Regions from separate parts of the Homo sapiens genome. Here region 1 is linked to region 2. A link is a contact called in ENCODE Hi-C or POLR2A ChIA-PET data. All regions are on one chromosome and are shown on one strand. The core of a region is the stretch at or near the end of the contact, and the rest is flanking DNA. Distances in the headings are between cores, read along the strand shown. Region 1 overlaps MICAL3 (microtubule associated monooxygenase, calponin and LIM domain containing 3). Region 2 overlaps BID (BH3 interacting domain death agonist).

What was found. A loop is a pair of places that touch in the nucleus more often than their neighbours do. ChIA-PET counts read pairs that join two places held with the same protein, here RNA polymerase II (POLR2A).
Region 1: a map of adrenal gland shows a loop between it and region 2 (4-fold over the local background). The contact joins two enhancer-like sites. A Hi-C loop is called at or near these places in 1 of 168 maps with a recorded cell type or tissue (adrenal gland). POLR2A ChIA-PET finds 5 or more read pairs at or near these places in 1 of 52 experiments (WTC11).

Annotation. Positions count from the first base shown.
Region 1 is chr22:17,870,558-17,876,806 of GRCh38, reverse strand. MICAL3 (microtubule associated monooxygenase, calponin and LIM domain containing 3) reads left to right here. Exons shown (of 32, transcript NM_015241.3): 17 at 4,784-4,970. Among named protein-coding and RNA genes, the nearest start is that of LINC00528, 96 kb to the right of the region's middle. Within about 2 kb of position 4,571, at least 3 of the 41 ENCODE cell types and tissues checked have a DNase peak (open chromatin) inside an H3K27ac peak, as active enhancers do.
Region 2 is chr22:17,768,687-17,774,178 of GRCh38, reverse strand. The region is part of intron 1 of BID (BH3 interacting domain death agonist); the gene reads left to right. Among named protein-coding and RNA genes, the nearest start is that of BID, 3.0 kb to the left of the region's middle. RefSeq lists a silencer at 1-201 and an enhancer at 2,242-2,381. Within about 2 kb of position 3,462, at least 7 of the 41 ENCODE cell types and tissues checked have a DNase peak (open chromatin) inside an H3K27ac peak, as active enhancers do.

The DNA of each region.
Region 1 (6,249 bases), core at 3,322-5,821, 100 kb before region 2:
CTCCATAACTTCCCTAACCTCCCTAACCTCCATAACTTCCCTAACCTCCTTAACCTCCCTAACCTCCATAAGCTCCCTAACCTCCATAACCTCCCTAACCTCCATAACCCTGCATGTGTACTTGCCCTCTCTGCCCCACCTCTACCCAGTCCTACCCAGTCCCCCACTCCTCCCCTTGGCTCTGACTGCTCTGCCCCCCAGGGGGCTACTGAGTCTCCCTCTTGCTTCCTTCTGAGGGGCGGTGCTTACAGCCATCCTCTCCAGCTCCCTCTGGGGCCTGTGTTGCTGAGCCCAGGGCCAAGGAGCTGGCTGAGTGTCTCAAGCAGAGGGTGTTGAAGTACCAGGTAACTGCCAGTCTATGTCGCCACCCCACGGAGCTATGAAGTGCACGTGGCTGAGGTAGGGAGTGTGACCAATCTGGCTTGGAGCTGGAGGAGCAGAGGGCTTTCTAGCATCATGACTTAATGCTGTCCTTCCCACCTGTAAATAGTTCATTCTGAACCTGGTGGGAAATGAAGCAGTTATTGGTTGCCAAAGCTTTCGGTCACTGCCTCAATCTCTGGGGACTGGGTTCCTAGCTGCATGGGCCCACGGCTAAGGGAGACCCTTGCCCAGTTTTGTTACGTGTGCTATGTGCAGTCTGCAGAGGATTTGGGCTCAAGTCTTTTCTCCTCATCTTTGCTTGGGATTCAGCTGGCTCTTTGGCAAGCAGAGCCTCTCTGAGCACTAAGTGGAAGGAAGAGATGCTGCATTCCTGGCCCTTCTGTAGAAGGAGCGAGCTTCACTCTAGATTTGCTGTCTCCGCTGCCTGCTACTTCTAAGGCCAATGGAGTGATAGGGTGGCGGGAGAATCTTTTTGCCCTGGAGAAATCCCAGCTCAGGCCGGGGGTTGCTTGGCAGAGCACAGAGCATGTGAGTCGACAAGCCATCCCCCTGCCCTTCCTGCAGGCTGCCTTACCCATTCAGAGGGAGGCCGAGGCTGTGCCGGGCGGCCCACAGCTGCGGGACCGCGTTCCAGGGTGTGCTCTGCTGCAAGCATGAGGGAAGGACAGTTAAAAGCAAAACGGAAGCCTTGCATGGGCCGCTTATGCTTCTGGAGCTACTTTTTTTTTTTTTTTTTTTTTACTATACATGGTATTTAGATAAAGGTCTAGAGTAAAAGGCTCTACAACCATCTTATGTTCAGAGGTCAGTGTGTGACTTAATTTAACATTTCCTTTACTTTTGTTTTTCTCCATCTTGTATTTTATAGCCAGAGCCTGAACCTCCTCGTCGATTTTTTGTCGACCAGTGGGAGCTTTCTCTTAGTCTCCGCTCCTCTGCCCGCCCCGCCTCTCCCTCCTCCGACTCCCTCCGACAGGTAGCATGGCCTAGGACTCACTAAAACTCTGCCCTCCGCAGCCTCCACTCACGTCACTTTCGCAAGTGTCATGTACCCCAGGAGGCTGCAGTGTTCCTCACTTGGGCCCGTCTCCTGTAGGGAGCCAGCTGCATGTGTTGCTGTTTGCCTGTGTCGGTCTCGTGTGTGAGGTCTGTGGCACACTCCTCAGCTAAAGTGGCTGCTGGCTTTCATCCAACTGTATCTGACACATCCAGGTCTGTTGATGTGAACCCGCTTTGATCCTATTTCAACTATATCAAATAATGATAAATGTTTTGCAGCCATTGGCTTTTTTAACTTCACATGTCTTCCAAAATAATATGTGTTAAAAAGTAGGAACCACAATGTAATTAAATCACCTCAATGGAGGGGTGATGATGCGGTATTCTGGCTGCCTGTTGTCATCATTTGAGGAATGTACGCGGCTGTCACCTGAAGTAGCGCTGGTCCAGTTGTAGGGAGTTTCTAGAGAGATTGGAAGGTCTCTTTGCCACTCCTACTGGTATTTCCCATGCCTGAGTTGACGCCAGACCTCACGTCCTATGTGCATGGTAGCATATGCACGCGTATGGTGTGCGGCGGGATCTGAAGTAGCACTGGTTCAGTTGTAGGGAGTTTCTAGAGAGATTGGAAGGTCTCTTTGCCGCTCCTACTGGTATTTCCCATGCCTGGGTTGAGGCCTATGTGCATGGTAGCATATGCACACGTATGGTGTGCGGTGGGATCGATCCCGCAATTGCCACATTTCTGCTATTTTTTATGAGTGATGAGAAGGAAACCATCGCTTTTCATGCCAGAAACAAATAGAACTTGAGTCTTCACCTCTCTTGCAGGGATGCTTGTCAGTGTTGCCAACTTGCTGAGAACTGAATGTGGCAGATGCCTTTGCACGGGCAGCCCCAGGTTTAGTTCAACTAAACCCAGATGGTTTAGTTCAGGAGAAAAGGGTCCTGGCTGAGCAGTGAGGGCCCAGGGCTGGCTTGGTGTCCTGGCCTCATACTTGGCATCTGGCCCACACTGCCCCGTGTCTGCTGCAGAATGAGAGAAATGCCATTTTCTGCTCCCTCAGTGTCAGCTGTTAAGTTACCTGCTCAGCTCTGCCTGGTGTCTGTCTGTCCCAAGCCTCAGTTTCTTTAGTGTCCCTAAAGAAGGTTTAGATCTGAGAGCCACGTGTTTGTCTTGACCACTAATAGGTATAATCTGTGAAGTTAATGGGCAAATGGCACCAATCCTTGGGAATCTTATTTTTGAATTAAAAGCTATAATTGCTTCTTCAGTTCAGCTGAGCCTTGAGCTGAGCCACAAGAACGGCTTCGTCGTGTGTGCATCTGTGAGCCCCTCGAGCGCCTGCTTCCCCCTGCCCGGTGCTTCTGTGTTTCTTCCTCACACGAGGCCTTATGTGTCTGTCCATTCAGGCCATGTCCTAAGGGGGCTGTTGGCATCCCCGGGATAATGGCTCATGGTGAGTTGCTGAGTCAGAATTAGGGTCAGGTTCCCCCAGGGGGCAGGGAGCCCCCTTACTCCATGAAGTTCATGAGAGGAGCATCACCCACATGGTGGTGTGGCCATCTCCACATGGAAGGGTGATTTGATCGTGGGAGTCTCTAGAGGACTTCCTCTCGGGACAGGTCAAGGCGGGGCTGCCTGGGCACCCAGCTTAGGTGTGAGCAGGGCGGCTCATGATGGAGACGTGGAAGTTTCTCCTGTGGTTTCAGTGTTGCCAGAAAGAGGCTTGAGTTGGTTGGGTTTTTTTCTCTTACCTTTCTTCAACCTCTAAAATAAGCCCTCCTGGCCTAGAACACATTCCCACCTTCCTGGGCTGGTGGAGCAGCTTGGCTGCATGGCCACACCTCGTGGCCAACATGCCCAGCCCAGTCTAGAAGGCTCTGGCCTCAGCACCTGGATGGGCCACACGGGCCTCATCATGCTGCCCTCAGACCCCCAATAACATCAGCAGGGAGAAAGGGCTGAGAAGGCTTCTTCCAAAACAGCCTGGGAGCGTTCGCTGCCTGTGGCAGGCATTGTGGGGTCAAGCGTCAGGAAGCAGGAAGAGCTGGCGACGTGCGCTACCCACACAGAGGCGGCCTGTGCAGGAGTGAACATGGTTCCTTCTGAGTGAGGAGATGGCCTCCTGGACCGTGAAAGGCAGGCTCAGCCTGGGCACTGCTGCGTGCATGGGGGTGCCCCTCGAGTTCTGTGAATGCAGCCCAGCTCTGCAGGACCCAGGCCCTGCCTGCCTGTCTCTGTGCGCGTTCGCCCTGCCTTCTACCACCATTCCCTGGAACTGTGCATTCCACAGAGATGGGAGAGACCCAGTTCTTCCCAAGGAAGACACTTCCCCTGCAGCCGTCCTGCCTGTGCCGGTACCCCTGCGTGGACACTGACGCGATGTTTTTCTTCCACCCGGTTTCCCTGCCTGTGAGCACTGTGTTGGCATGGTTTGCTGCTGCACCTTGTATTCAAATTGCACTTCCCAAAGATTTCTTTTTTTCCCCGTGTCTTCTTAATTTATGTATTTTTTTCCTTCTCATTTCCCTTCATTCTGGTCATTTTGTAATCTTCAACCGATAGAAGTATATAAAGATGTACACGGGCGGAGTGAGCTCATTGGCTGAGCAGATAGCCAATCAGCTTCAAAGGAAAGAACAACCCAAAGCCCTTCTAGACAAGAAGGAACTGGTAAGAGACGCCTCCAGGCACTGTGTAGCTAGACCCAGCACAGCCATGGGAAACACACCTGTGTGCTGAGTCACTTATAGCTTGCATAGCCCGTGTATGCTATGCGGTAATTGCTTTTGAGGTTGTCTGGGTTTTGATAACCAAATTCCTAAGACTGCAGTAGTTGTTGTGTGAGTCCAGGGACCCACATATATTCATGTGAACTATGTCAACACGGAATAGATACAGATACAGCTACCCTCAGAACAGAACTCTGCTAGCATTTCCATTTGAGCTGGGGACCCTCGGGCCCCTTCCTGCCTTCTTCCATGTGTGTGTTTTCCATCATGCCCCTCCCATCCCTTCTCGCCCCTCTCCCTCCATTGCTCTTTCTCTAAGACTCTTTCTTGTCGATATTTCCCGGCGTCGCCAGGCTGTATCATAGCATTACTCAAGTCTGGTGTGAAGCACTGTGATGCTGGCTCCCTCGTCAGCAGCAGGCTGGCCCAGGCTTTCGCGGTTGTGCCAAGTGTTCTCTGTCAGTGCGTGGAGGCAGTGACTGTGGCGGTGCCGTCACTCTGTGGCAGAGCCAAGAGCACAGTTGACCGTAGCCAGTTAGAAGTCTGTCTCAAAGCAGACCCCTTAGTGAGGGTTGGCTTTGCTCTCGCAAGGCTGTGCCTCTAGGAGGGCCTGTGTGGCACTCCCTGAGGTGCTCCCCTTCCTCCCGACCGCCACCTCCTGCAGGGCTCCATGAAGAAGGAGTTCCCGCAGAACCTGGGAGGCAGCGACACATGCTACTTCTGCCAGAAGCGGGTCTACGTGATGGAGAGGCTGAGTGCCGAGGGCAAGTTCTTCCACCGGAGCTGCTTCAAGTGCGAGTACTGCGCCACCACCCTGCGCCTCTCGGCCTACGCCTACGACATCGAGGATGGTGAGACACCCTGCGCCTCCGGCCCCACTGAGAAACTGTGCTTGGACAGTGTTTCCATCTGAGCTGGGCGCCTTTGGGCCCCTTCCTGCCTTATTCCATGTGCGTCTTTTCCATCATGCCTCTCCCAGCCTTTCTTGCCCCTCTCCCTCCATCACTCTTTCTCTAAGACTCTTACTTATCAGTATTTCCCAGCGTCACCAGGCTGATGAGAATGGCATGCATTTACCTAAGTCATTTCCCTGACTTCAGGGACACTTACTTGCTTTCTGACCTCGGGGTGGGAACTTGAGATAAAAGGAACACAATAAAAATAAGGTTTTTTGTCTTTACGGAAGGGGACTTGCACATCCATAGAAGTCACATATTTTGCCTAAGGTTGATGATGACAGCAAGTTGGAGCTGGGTCTCAGGCCCCTGGGTTCTCAGACCTTTGCTCTTGGAGATGTCTGCAAGGTGGCCCGTGTTAACACCTCTCTGGCATCTGTCTGATCTCTCTCTGGTGGATTGCGAACCATTGCACAGGGCCTGAATCTGATTTACTGTGGTGTTCAAGGCCTGGTCTTTGGCAACATGTGCTGCCAGTTTTTACAGTGAAAAGACCTTGATAAGGTAACAGTAGAGAATTCTGCACACAGACGATAGAGCCATCGTGATGGGCAGAGGCAGGCTGGCCGCCATCTGAGGACCCTGCATTGAGGACCCCCAGCCCCATTCCTATAGGATGCTGGAGGGACTTCGTGGGAGGCAGTCTTATAGATTCCAGAGTAATGAGGGGGCCTAGATTAATAGGAGAGGCAGTAATCTTTATAAGGTGGCATAAAGACCTTGACATTGATAGAAGATTGCGTGACTGTGAGATTATAAAGTGAGGTCATATAGGAGAGGGATGCCATGCCGTTAGGACCTAGTCACTTCAGCTGTCCTGAGGGTGAACAAACAGTCACCTCTGTTAGAAGGAGCAAGGAAGGAGCCCAGAGAGGTGAGCCGAGAAAGGCTGACTCCTGTCATGGTGCCTGGCCCTTCTGCTATGTTGGTAAAAAGCACTCCCGAGTCGGGGAAGAATGAAAGAATTAGGACGCTGTTTAGATAAGGCAGGCAGATTGTTTGCTGTCAAGTCTTCTGTTCCACCTCTCACACACACCTGCTCTCTGGATAGCTCATTTGATCTCAAGGATGGGGCCTGGCAGAGGGAGCCACCCAACCTCGCTGAGCTGTCCCTGATGCTCAGGGTGTTCTAGTTAGCCTCTCACCGTGGAGTCTGCCCGGAAAGAAGATGTCG
Region 2 (5,492 bases), core at 2,213-4,712:
GCCCGGGCGCCCTCCTCGGCGCGGCCGGCAGGTCGGTGCTGAGGGTCGGGTCCGCCTCGGAGGCGGGGAAGGCTTTGTTGTGTCCTCTCCACGTGGCCTGGGGATTCAGGGGAGGGGTGCGGGGCGCGGGGAGGGGGAGGGGCCGAGGCCAGCCCCGGAGAGGAGAAAACCCGCGGGCCTGGCCGGGTGCAGGCCACCCTTGCCGGCGGATCGGAATCCCCGCCCACACCGTGGTCTTTCCAGCACCGCAGACACCTGCCGGCTCCTCCCGAGCGGAGCTCAGGGCTGACAAAGCGCGGTCAGAGCGGCCGCTTACTGGGGCTCGCCCGCTCCTTAGAGCACTGGCAATGATGTGCGGATCCTCGCTGCTGCTGCTGGGAAACTGTTGAGTGGCTGAATGACCCCAGGGGACCCTGGGAGAGCTCTGAAGCCCTCAGCCACCAAGTGGCTGGGCTGGCAAGGGTTCATTCATTCATTCAACAAATACGAATGTGCAGCGGTGCTGGGGTCATGATGGCTCGGTGGGCAGCGAGGGGCCGGGCCGGCTGGAGGAGCACAGTGCGGATTCTGTAAGTGGGCTGGGGGCTGGGCCTTCTGCGGCTGGACCGGCCTTCACCTGCAGGCAGGGTTGGGGCAGGTGAGGAGCAGATGGACCCACCCAGAGCTCTTCCACCTTCTCAGGCTTGCACCCCCTTCCTGGAGCCTTATCCACACCCTCAGTCCTCGCTCTCACTGTGGGGGAGCTGCAGAGGATGCGGTTTTTCCACATTCCATCTCCACCCACAGGAGGCTTTGAGATGGGGGGAGCTCTCCTGGGCCTGAATGTGTGCCGTCCTGGGGCCCTGCAGTCCCCTGGGAGTGATGACCGAGACCAGATTCCCTGAGCTGGGGTCTTAAGGGTGTGGGGAGCGCAGAGGGATCCTCTGGCATCAGGAGTTGAGGTAGACAGAGCTCCAGGGAGGCACTGCCGGGAGGACGACCCTGGCCAAGCCTCTGCCTGCGGCCCAGGGTGTGCGTCCCTGCCCCTTCTGCCCCTCTTGCCCAGGGAGGGAAGAGGAAATGCGGGGTCAGCAGTTCGTGGCTGGGGTTTAAAGGCAGGGATCTCCCAGGACGGGCACAGGGAGCATGAGGAAGCAGCTCGTGTCTCTGTTCATGAGATGTGAGAGTGGTGACTGAGACGAGGGGTGCAGAGACCTGCCGTGGCTGGGGCGAGGTGCTGTTAGTGCTTCTGAGGAGGTTGGGCAGGATAGACGGTGGCTGTCAGGTGGTCTCAAGGTTGTGCAGGAGCTTGCCAGAGAGGGAAGCGGGGCATGGCCCCAGGGTGGTATGGGGGATTCTAGGGGGAGGGTGCCTGGGTGGGAAGGGGTGTCGCATGCCCAGCTCAGAGGCCTTGCTTAGGGGTGCTCACAGGCTCGGCTGACGTGAGGATGCTGATCGAAGGAGCTGAGGGTCCCACTCATTTGCAAGGGGGAACTGTCTGCCCAGGAGCCCCAGCAGTGCCCAGGCCCCTGGACTGACAAGGATGGATGAGGGTGATGGAGGCGGATGGACATTTGACACTGGAGCCTGCCTTCCAGGCAGAAGGGCCGTGAGTCATCCTCTCTCCGGTGCCAAGTGGAGGGGCTGAGCAGGTCCTCGACGTGACCGAGGACTGTGCCCGTTTTTTCAGGGGACCCGGAGCGCTGGCTCTGGCTGTCAGCCCATGAGAGACCTCCCTGCAGAGCTGTGGCCTCTGGAAATGCTTCCTGTCGTTGACATCTGGTCACCATTCTCCAGCTGGGGCTGTGGAGGGCAGCACAGGCCTGGAGTGTCCCCGAGAGCAGCTGGGCGTCTGCCCCTGCCCACCCCACAGGGCCTCCCACTCACAGGGCCTAATTAGCAGCTCCATGGCTGCCATACCTGGCGGACCGCCCTCAGCGGCCACATATATCCTTGCCCCAAGCCAATGACAGGTCTGAAGAAGACACTGATGGAGCTGAAGCACAGGACAGAGACAAGCACCTGTGTGCCGGACGCTCACGGAGCACTTGATGTGTGCTGACTGGCTCACATCACGGTGGTCAGACGAGGGTAGCATCCCCATTCTCCAGATGGTGTAACTGAGGCAAGGAGAGGCTAAGTAACTTGTCCAAGGTCACACCCGAGGGAGTTGGACTTCAGGGTCTCAGCTCTGAGCATCAGGCACACTGCCCAGATTCCCCCTCCACATGTCACACCTGTTAGGCCACTGGGGGTAAGGAGCCTTTCTGTGGCCTCGCTCCCCTGTGAGCCCCTGGGAGGGAGGCAGCCCAGATTCCAAGGCAGCGAGTGACGTGTGTGGGAAAGGGGAAGCTTCCGGGGCAGGGGTTCAGAAACCTCGCAGTGGGGTTTTCCCCAAGAGCCACTGCTGGCAGGTTCCTACAGCCCCATCCAGCCCCAACACAGCCTGCCTCTTTTCCTTCCTCTTCCTCCTTTTCTCTTTCTGCCTGCGTTGGTCCAAAATGGGGAAGTTTCACATAAATGGCAAACAGGCCACAAAGCAGCTATTTCTGGAGGTGCTGCTGCCTTGCAGATTGAATTCTTGGTTGGCATTTTAGGTGTTTGTTTTCAGGATCCTTTTCTGTAGAAGAAGCCAACAACTAAGAAAAGGAGGAAGTGGCTTTGGGAGGCTGAGACGGGAGGATTGCTCGAGCCCGGGAGGTCAAGGCTATAGTGAGCTGTGATTGCACCGCCGCACTCCTTGAATCCTATCAGCTTGGCCAGGGTGGGGGTGGGAAGTGGGGTCTTAAAGGGGAAAGACCAGCCGGGCGCGGTGGCTCACGCCTGTAATCCCAGCACTTTGGGAGGCCGAGTTGGGCGGATCATGAGGTCAGGAGATCAAGACCGTCCTGACTAAGACGTTGAAACCCCGTCTCTACTAAAAATACAGAAAATTAGCTGTGCGTGGTGGGGGGCGCCCATAGTCCCAGCTACCTGGGAGGCTGAGGCAGGAGAATGGTGTGAACCCGGGAGGTGGAGCTTGCAGTGAGCCGAGATCGCGCCACTGCACTCCAGCCTGGGGGACAGAGCGAGACTCCGTCTCAAAAAAAAAGTGGGGGAAAGATCACCATCTGGATCATAGACCAGACCTGAAAGGGGGCTGGTCACTTTTAGGTACGTAGAGTAACTGGAAAGACACACTGTCCTAGTGGAAGCCGTGGGTGGCCTCTGTGGCTGCTGTGGCCCCAGGGGAGGAGATACCTGTCTTCTGGGGCTGCGGCTCAGTCTGGCTCCGGGTCCGGATCACCAGGGAACTTTCTGCAGAGCATCCTGCCTGGGCTTTGCCTGGTCTGCATGGGATCCCCCAGCCTGTGGCTCAGCCCGCTTCTATGCTCATAGCCATGCTGGCGCCGGGGGCAGTCCTTGGCTTCCCTCCTCGTTGGCTTAACAAACCCCCTTTCTTCAGAGGAAGGAAAGTGTGCCGTGGCCTGGTGGGACAGGCTGGGCTTGGAGGTGCCAAATGTCCTGTGTGCTTGGGGACAGCTGCTGAACCTCCCCGCCGCCGTCACGGCCCTTGGCCAAGAGCTTTCATCCAAGGCTGGCAGTAGTTGCTCTATTTCTGTTATGGGGCACCTCTGCATCTGGGTTTGGTTTAATTTGTGTAACTGAATGTCTCATTTTATTCCTCACATTCATTCTGTGAAGTTTCCCTTGTCTGGGTGAGTGTTCAGGTGACTACAACCCTGGGTCCGGGATGGGCGGTGTTCCAGGAGCTTCTGCTTGGGCCTCTCCCATTCTCCCCCAAAACCAAAGAGAAGGGAAAACCCTTTGTAAGTGGATGTCACATGTCAGGTGCTTTTTCTGATACTGCATGTGATCCCACAAGGCAGGGAGTGTCCCCTTTTACAGACGGGGAAGGTGAGATCACATTGCAGGTTCAAAGCCCGACATGACCTGTCCACCTTTACAGCTTCCCTCTCTGGGCTGGGAGTGCGTGAGGGCTTCTTAAAATGCAGATGGACTTGGGGGATTGAGCTTCTCTGGGGTTCTGGTGTTTTTGTAGGGAGAGCCATCTGGGGTCAGGGCTGGGGTGGGGACAGCAGGAGAACAGGACAGGAGTGGCAACCCAGGGCCAGGGAAGGGAGTAGGCAGGGGTAGCATATGGGGGTGGAAAGAAAGGGGCCAGTGGCACGAAGGGCCCTGGGAGGCAGCAGCGTGTCCCTCCTGGGGGTAAGTCCAGGAAGGTGGCCATCCCCGAGGAGCTCCGTTCCTGTGACAATGAGGCTAGGCCTGAGGGCACCGGAGGCCAGCGGGCAAGTGCACACCCCCAAGCCTGGCGGGGCACCACGTGACCAGGCCTGGTATTGGGACTGGGAGTGGCTCCTGCACCAGCTGGCATCTGCCTAGAGACAGGAAGGTGGGTGCCTCCTGGGTTCAGCTGGGAACTCTGAGCTTTGGGTGCTGGAGGTCACTGCGTTTGGGATGGCTGCCTCCTGGACCCAGCTGCCTCTGTGTGTGGAGTCAGTAAGGCACCGTCCTGGCTGCGGAACTGAGGCAGGCATGCTATGAGAAGATAAAATTGCCTTAACAACTGTCCCCAGGATCCTTCCAGCAGGCACTTCCTTGCTGTGCCCTGGAAAAGCGGGGTGGCACTCTGGATGACAGCACAGCCTCAGGGTGCTTCTCTGTGGCCCACACACCCTTCCGGCCTGATGGCCACGTCCGTTCCTGTTTACCCAAGCCCCACTTCCCCTGAAATCCAGGCAGGGAGAGATGGGGCCTGGCTGTGAGAAACCTGGCCCCAGGTGTCACCATTTCCCCAAAAGCCTTGTTTCTCCCTCTGGGTATCCCTGAGGACCCCTGCAGACATCCAGCCCCAAACCCGGCCAACTGAGCAGGGAGCCCAGCTAGGGGCCTTTGTGGAAGGGTCACCCGTGTACTCACACCAGCAGCCAGCCGCTCCTGGGTCATCAGCCCCTCCATAGGAGAGGGGAGGCGTTTCTGCCAGGGGCTGGGTGGCATTTCTGCCAGGCAGGGGCATGGCGTTGGCACGGCACAGGCCCTGCTGTGCTCTGTGAGGCTCTGCCCTGACTTGGACTCTGCCTGGGATGTGGTGAAAGCCTTGTTCTTTATTTATTTAGTTATTATTTATTTATTTATTTATTTATTTATTTATTTTTGAGACGAGTCTCACTCTGTCGCCCAGGCTGGAGTGCAGTGGCACGATCTCTGCTCCCTGCAAGCTCCGCCTCCCAGGTTCACGCCATTCTCCTGTCTCAGCCTCCTGAGTAGCTGGGACTACAGGCGCCCACCACCACGCCCGGCTAATTTTTTTTTTTTTTTTTTTTGAGACGGAGTCTCGCTCTGTCGCCCAGGCTAGAGTGCAGTGGCGCGATCTCGGCTCACTGCAAGCTCTGCCTCCCGAGTTTCACGCCATTCTCCTGCCTCAGCTTCCCGAGTAGCTGGGACTACAGGTGCCCACCACCATGCCGGCTAATTTTTTCTATTTTTAGTAGAGAAGGGGTTTCACCGTG